Linked DNA regions of Mus musculus: regions 2 and 3 are each linked to region 1. The links are chromatin loops, found by intact Hi-C in ENCODE. Cell type or tissue: heart. All regions are shown on one strand.

Region 1 (2,500 bases):
ATTGATATGGGAGGGCCCAGCTGAGTTGGTCACACCACCCCAGGCTTGGAGTCCCTGGATTTTTTTCAGAGGGCTAGCTGAGTAAGCCATGGGAAAAGCAATCCAGTAAGCAGAGCTCTTCCTCTGCATCAGCTCCTGCGTCCAGGTTCTTCCCCTGAGTTCATCCAGTAATGAACTGTGGTGTGAACGTATAAGTGAAATAGACCTTTTCCTCCCGAGCTGCCTATGGGCATGGTGTATTATCACAGCAATAGAAACCCTATGCCTAAGGCTTCTTCCCTCTTCTCAAATCCTTATTAACTTCTCTACTAGAAAGAATTACCATCTATATACCTCTAATATAGACTTACAAAATTGTAATGTTTATTTAAATACTTAGCCCTGGTTACTATAGGAACCTAGTGGATTTGATCCCCAAACTGAAAAAAAAATCAAATATTCTCATACTCTCTCCTCTCCCCACCCCCCCACCCCGCCCGAGCCACACCCCTCAGTCCTACTTCTTAGCTTTGAAGGACCACAAACATGGCTCTAAACAAAATGCTTATTTATGTAGTGTTTGTGTGTGTGTGTGTGTGTGTGTGTGTGTGTGTGTGTGTGTGTGTGTGAGTGAACTCAGGGGCTGTCACATCTAGCCAAGCATTTGTAATACTGAATTATAACCACGTTCTCCCTAATTCTCAAAGACAAGTGTGACTCACATATTATAGGAGTTTTAGAAAGAGCCACACAGTACAGTATATCCATGTCCAACACAAACTTACTAAAGTTCAATACGAATATAGGCTAAATTTGAGTACTCTATTCAAAAACTAGAAACAATATCTTCCTGTCTAAACTTCTAGTAGCTTACTGAAAAATTTAAAGCCTCCACAGGCACACCTCATCCATCTGTGGGCCTCTCTTTCCTCTCCATTCAGTTAAACTGGTCTGTCTAGTCTTGAAAACGTCTTGCACTTTTCTGCCAACTTGTTTTCTGTCTTTGTTTCCTTTCCCCTTTTCACAGCTTTAACCCAGCCTCTCAAGGTCAGGGCACAGGCTGACGGCTCAGAAACCATGTTAGACACAGGCGCCTTTCCTTTGATTTGAAGTGATTTTTTAAAAAAATTTTCCTTATTCATTCATATCCAACAGTTAGGAGCTTTCAAGGCACAGCCATGGCTCTGTGTAGCTGTAGATGCTTCTGCTTTGCTTGTCAGGAACTGAGGAAAGACTGCCCTCTTTGGACTGGGCTTGACGTCTGTCACTCTGGAACTCAGTTTTCCCGTCAGTAAATTGCCTGTGTGACCTTTGTTTCAGAAACTAGACCAACTTCCAATAGTCCTTGAAGATTTTGCTTACACTTCTCTGGCTCCAGTAATCTCGATCACATTTTATCCCAAAACACCTTTTATTTTTAGCCTTCTGTTACAATTAAGCATGCGTTACTTCCTGGAAACTCTCGTGTTCTTACCGTGGCAGCTGACATCAACAGGACCAAGACCCTGAAGGCAAAGGCAGAGGACCAGAAAACCTACAGAATGGCAATGATCATGGTTGTGAAACTCTACAAACGTTTATTCTGTTACTAGGACAGATACCCACAGATTATCAAATAATAGCCCTGATATGTTAATATACACTTTAATATACACAATCTTGTTTATTCACTGCAACAATGCTGTGAGATAGATGTAATCCATTTTATAGACAGGAAGATGTACCAGGTGTGATAGTTCATTTTCAGAGTTGACTTAACTTGATTTGAAGTCATCTAGGAGACAAGTCTTGGTGTGTCTGCGATGATGTTTCCAGAGAGGGTTAACTGAGGAAGGAAGTGTGGGCTGGGGCCCCATGGCCTGGGGTCCAGACTGAATAAAAGGGGGGCGAGGAGGAAGCGGCAGCACTACCTCTCTCTGCTTCCTGACTAAGGGCATCACGTGACCAGCCACCTGTTCCTGCTGCCCTGCCTTCCTCCCCATGATAGGCTGTACCTCTCATACCATGAACCGAAATAAATCTTTCTTTCCCTAAGTCGCTTCTTGCCAGGTATCTGGTCACAGCAATGAGAAAAGAGAGTAAGGAGTACAGTAAGCTTCTAACTTAAGGGGTGTGTGTGTGTGTGTGTGTGTGTGTGTGTGTGTGTAACCTGCAAACTAAAACACAACAACATCCAGCTAGGCTGATGTAGCCCCAAGCCTACACATCTTAATGAAGTTCTGTACAATTAGAGTAGCCATTTTAAAGCTGTTGACCTTTGCTTTGGCTTATATACTATCAATTATATTTTATCCACTTGCTGGGCAGTGGTGGCACCCACCTTTAATCCCAGCATTCAGGAGGCAGAGGCAAGTGGATCTCTGTGAGTTCCAGGCCAACCTGGTCTACAGAACAAGTTCAGGGACAACCAGAACTATACAAAGAAACCATGTTTCCAAAAAAAAAAAAAAAAAAAAAAATCGACTTTTAAACATTGTATGCACTTATCTACAAAAAGAAAGGAAAGAAAATCTATGACAGA
Region 2 (2,500 bases), 250 kb before region 1:
GTAATCATCATTGACTAATAGCTACACTAAGTCAATGGTGATCTCATAGGTCCTCATAGGTCGGGTGAGGGAAGATGAAACAGAGGTTGAGTTGGTGTTTGGCGGTTGAGTTGAGGTTTGCAGTCCAAAGGAGAGAAGCCATGGCATTAGGCTTTCTGGTCAACCCTCTACCACTGAGCTACACCCACAAGTCTTGAGCTGAGGTTGATACAGGAGCACCCATGGCACATTCTGGCAGTCAGGAGAGAGTATGATTTTGTGACATCTGTGGCCTCCACAGCCCTCTCTCTGTCCTGATACAGAGATGGAGGATCCTCATCCCACTGGTTACACTCTGTGGGTGCTGTCTGTGCTCAGCTGGAGTCTTGGGGTCTGGCTGGATGTAAGGTAACCCTTGTTTTGTTCTCGTGCTCTCTCACATAAAGGACTCCAGGTGACATCTCTGAACTCTTTTAACAGTTCTTCACACTCAAGCACAGCCTATGGGACTCCTTTACCTCTAATGTCCCATGAGAAACAAGCAGGATCCCTTCTGCACTGACATCCTAGGTGTCCTCCTGGTCACTGAGTGGTTGTCACGGTGCCAGGAGATCCACAGTGTTCACCTCCCTGACTCAGGACTTGCACATGACCAGGAAAGGAGAGCATAGACGCAGAGTTCTGTGCCTAGCGTGAGACCTCGTGCCCTGACTTAGCCCTACAATGACTCAACCGCCTGTGGCTCCAGATTCCCAGACTCAGAGGACAAAGGCATGATTCTGTAGGAACTGTACAAGCACTCAATGACCGTCACACTACTTCTTTCTCAATACTCTCTGGACTAGACATGCATCGGTTTTTGATCCAGTGCAGATGAGGAAAATTCAGTTGATGCTTTGGGGGAGGGGGCTCTCATATGGCTTTAATGAAGCAGAGCCAAGATGTGTAAAAATCACAGTGTTGGGTTGAGGGACTTTTTAATATTTATTTTTATTTTATGTGCATAGATGTTTTGTCTGTTTGTGACCCGTATGTGTGCAGTACCCATAGAAGCCAGAAGAGGGTGTCTGAAACCCGGGAACTGGACTTAGAGATGGCTGTTAGCTGCCATGTGGATAGTAGGAATTGAACTCAGGGTGTCTGAAAGAGTAGCCAGTGTTCTTTACTGATGAGCCATCTCTCCAGCCCTGAAAGCTACTCTTTTGTTTTTTTTTTTTTAAGGAATCCAAAGCCTGAACCTATTCATTTCGCCTAATAGATGGGAAGTAGTAGTAGTTGACCCTGTTTTATAATCAGAGACATGGTAGCTCAGGGTCGTAAAGTCATCCTCTATGAATAACTCACTTAACAAGTGGTCAAGTCACTGGTCACAGCCAGAGCCATCTGACTCAACCTCCCAGCCTTTCAGCAAATCTAGAAATTGCCTTCCTAATTCCAAGTCAGTGTGGACTTTCCTGAAGTGTCTCCTGGGGTTCCTGTGAAAGCATCTTAGCCTTCAGTTTCTCTTATTGTGTATGCCGGTGCCTAGGAGCCTGGGACATATTCTGACCCTCTAATGTACAGCTTAGCCACATAGGGATGACAAGTCGAAGCAGTGGCCCAGGAGCAAAGCCATCCATACACAAAGTCCCAGTCCCTCCCCCTCTCCCACAAAGTTAAGCTCCCCAGAGTTAAGTCAGAACAAGGTGTGAGCACTAATCTACTCATCTCAGAGGAAGGTGCAGCCCAGGATCAAAGCTGGACATTGTAGGCTAGTGTTAAGGTAAGCAAAGATTTTTCCAGAAGGCGTAACACAAGAATCCTCTAGGTTCAGGTTTATGAACTGATCTGGGTCCTCATGGGGTTAGTATTATCCATACAACATAGAAAATGTATCTTTCTTGCCAGTGCAACAACTCTCGAAATTGTCCCATAATTAAGTAACCCATGCCACCACTATCATACACACAAAGGGTGCAAGCAGATTAATGAATTTATCAGTGTCTTAGTTACTTTAGATGACGTGTCATCAAATTCCTGACAAATGCACCTTAAATGAGAAAAGGCTTATTTGGGATCACAGTTTGAAGTTTCAGCCCCTGTGATGGGGGCATCATGGTGACAGGAGCTTGAGGAGGTAGCTGGTTACCTTGTACCTCCAGTCAAGAAGCAGAGAGCTGGGAATTCTTGAACTCAGTTCAGGATTTCCTTTGTATACAACCCACAAGCCCAGCCCAAGGAATGATACCAGAGGTGTTCTTCACATCTCAATTAACCTTATCATAATAACCCTCAGCACAGACATGCCCAGAGTTGATCATTGATATTAACCATCATAATCAAGAAGAGAAGTTGCCCAAGCAGGAAAATAATCCAAGAACCCTCTCAGGAAGGGACGGTGGGGACCAACCTATCCACCACAATTGCATAACCAAATGGCCAGTGGAATAGTAGGAAAGTCCACATTCAGGATGACTGCAGGCTATCAACTTACCCACAGTGTGTGTATCAGGTCTTATGCTAGACTCCAGCATGCTCATTA
Region 3 (2,500 bases), 260 kb before region 1:
GTTTAAACATCTACAGAGTTTAAAAGCAATGGTTGCTCTGTGGGTAGGAGTGGGACATTAGTGCATAAGAAGAAAGGAAGGGATGGAGGGAAGAAGAGAGGAAGGCAGGGAGGGAGGAGAAGAGGGAGGGAGGGGCACAGGTGGGCAGGCAGGCAGACTGTGTACTTACGACTAACGTAGGCCTAAGTCTGAGAGGTATCCCACTGGTTACCTAAGATATCATTTCTTTGATCCCCAGCTGGGGAGGAGGCAGGTCAGTGTAGGGTTTGCCTTGACAGGAAGGCCACAGAATAGAGGGACCTTGCACTCACAAGTCAGACCTGTCATTTTCACTCATCCTTGCAGGCCCAGCCAGCCTCAGATCACTGCCCTAAGGAGACTTGCTGATTCCTGACTTGTAACTATTAGAGGAGGTAGGCAGAAATGCAGCTCACACCCCCAGGATGACCAGACCCACCATTCCACAACAGCTGCAAAACAACCCCAGCACTGTGCGGAAACCCCCCCCCCCCTTCCTCTGAAAGAGATTCTCCTGCTCTCTGGCAAACGTCCTGGCCTTGTAGCCCAGTGAGGCCAAAACCTTCCTGATGGGTGTCACCTAGATAGGACAGGCCAAGGACCAGAGGACAGACAGCCGACTTTGACCCTGACTGCCTTCCACGGGGACCTAGCACTGCACAGGAAGAAACTGAAGAGCCACTGAAGGCCTTCAGTGCCTGCAAACTGACCTAAAAACACAAATCACCCAGAGAGCGCCCAGCCAAAGCCAAAATTGGGTATCTAGATTCCCTCTCTGGTCTTCCCCTCCCTCTGCCCTATTTAACACACCAGCTGCCATGCTGGGTACTCACAGACGACTCAGCAGGAAGACAGGCTGCCCTGATTTATCCTGGTCCACAGACAGAGCGGAGCAGCCCCAAATGCATCTCCAAGATCATATTTCTGATATCGATGGTCTATACAGGACAAAGGGGCCAGCAGTTCGCACTACCAGGAAGGTGGCTGGTCACTGGCTCCAAGAAGGGTGTCCATTTTAGAGTCCAGACTTCTCGGTGAACTGGAGTCCAGCCTGCCAGGAAATGGGATTAGCAGGGCGAGGGCAGGACATCCAGACCCCCGCCAAGGGGGCACAGGCACCGCAGTGAGTGAGCCAGTTTTGCAAGGGGCAGAGGAGCCATAGTAACTTTGGCAATGCTGAGGCTCACACTCAGGCACAGGAGTGAGGGCCAAGACCAAAACTAGTCCTTGGCGACTGAAGGAGTCCAGGATGTCTGCAGGACTGCTCCAAAGAAGGTGCAGTTTTCAATCACTGCCACTAGGGAGCGCGGTGATATCTCCTCGGCTTCTGAAATGGCAAAGCTATTAGCTTAATCTACCATTCTTTGTTTATAACTCTGCGTCCAGAAACACTCACAGTTTTTATTTTTCCCAGTGGGGCTGGGGCAGAAGGTGGGGGAAGACACTCAAAGCGAGGAAGGAGTGGTTTCCTTGACGACATGTTCATCCCTGTACTCCTGCCTTCACATCCACACACATGTCAGCTCACATTTGGGGTCTGTGCTATGTTACCTAGTAGAATAGTGTGGAATTAGGAAAACATGTACAACATTAAGTGAGAAAGGGAAGTATGTTTAACTGAATGTGTGCTGTCATTACAACTGTGTGAAACGACATTTATTTGAAGGGTTGAAAGAGAAAATATTGGGAGAAAAATGCACAGAAATGACTATTTCCATTGAGTTTATATCTGAATTTTTATTTCTTCCAATTTTTATGTTGTATATAGTATAGTTACTTTAATGATTTAGATGACTTAAAAGTATATCAGCTTCACCATGGTGAAAGGAAGAATTTGGCCAGAGCAGTGGAACTCTGGAAACACCTGGGGGATTTGTTAAAATATGAATCCTGGGGGCTGGAGAGATGACACAGAGGCTGAGAACATTCACTGCTCTCTCAAAGACCTGAGTTCAGTTCCCAGCACCCATGTCCTGTGGCTCACAAGTGCCTGTAACTCCAGCCCTAGGAGATAGACACCCTTTCTAGCTACCTCAGGCATCCCAACTCATGTGTGCACACATGCACACAAGCACATACATGCATACATACATACATACATACATACATACATACATACATTAAAGAAGTGTCTTTTAATTAAGATTCCTGGTCTCATACGAGTCAGAGATTCTCTTTCCTGGTGATTCTAGATTGCATCAAGTTGACAGTTTAAAACTAACCATCATGAGTAGAGACTCCCAGAACCCCAGTCTATGGAGGAGCTGCCACCTGCCCTCGTCTCTGGCCTTCCAAGGTGAACTCTTCCTACAGAACCCCCAAGGCAAACCTGCTGTCTTAGTTAGGGTTTCCATTTCTGTGAAAAGACACCATGGCCAAGACAACTCTTACAAAGGAAAACATCCAATTGGGGCTGGCTTACAGTTTCAGAGGTTCAGTCCATCATCATCATGGTGGGAAACATGGCAGTGTGCAGGCAGAC

The links. A loop is a pair of places that touch in the nucleus more often than their neighbours do. Peaks named below come from ENCODE experiments on the same cell type or tissue, not always from the same donor. Only the 100,000 strongest peaks of a DNase experiment are listed, where the experiment ranks them.
Region 2: it touches region 1 in a loop (2.8-fold over the local background); 31 of 42 quality-filtered maps call a loop at or near these places.
Region 3: a loop joins it to region 1, with 4 times the contacts of the local background. A loop is called at or near these places in 30 of 42 quality-filtered maps.

Annotation. Positions count from the first base shown.
Region 1 is chr9:70,670,871-70,673,370 of GRCm38, reverse strand. No RefSeq gene overlaps it. Among named protein-coding and RNA genes, the nearest start is that of Adam10, 6.9 kb to the left of the region's middle. In heart, a CTCF peak has its summit at 1,221; no DNase peak of the experiment used is centred here; H3K27ac peaks cover 309 bases.
Region 2 is chr9:70,923,501-70,926,000 of GRCm38, reverse strand. All of the region lies in intron 1 of Lipc (lipase, hepatic), which reads left to right. All of the region lies in intron 2 of Gm32017 (a long non-coding RNA gene), which reads right to left. Among named protein-coding and RNA genes, the nearest start is that of Lipc, 10 kb to the left of the region's middle. In heart, a CTCF peak has its summit at 1,036 (motif pointing right); no DNase peak of the experiment used is centred here; H3K27ac peaks cover 1,302 bases.
Region 3 is chr9:70,929,047-70,931,546 of GRCm38, reverse strand. The region is part of intron 1 of Lipc (lipase, hepatic); the gene reads left to right. The region is part of intron 2 of Gm32017 (a long non-coding RNA gene); the gene reads right to left. Among named protein-coding and RNA genes, the nearest start is that of Lipc, 4.5 kb to the left of the region's middle. In heart, a CTCF peak has its summit at 1,305 (motif pointing right); DNase peaks (open chromatin) are centred at 596 and 1,116; H3K27ac peaks cover 911 bases.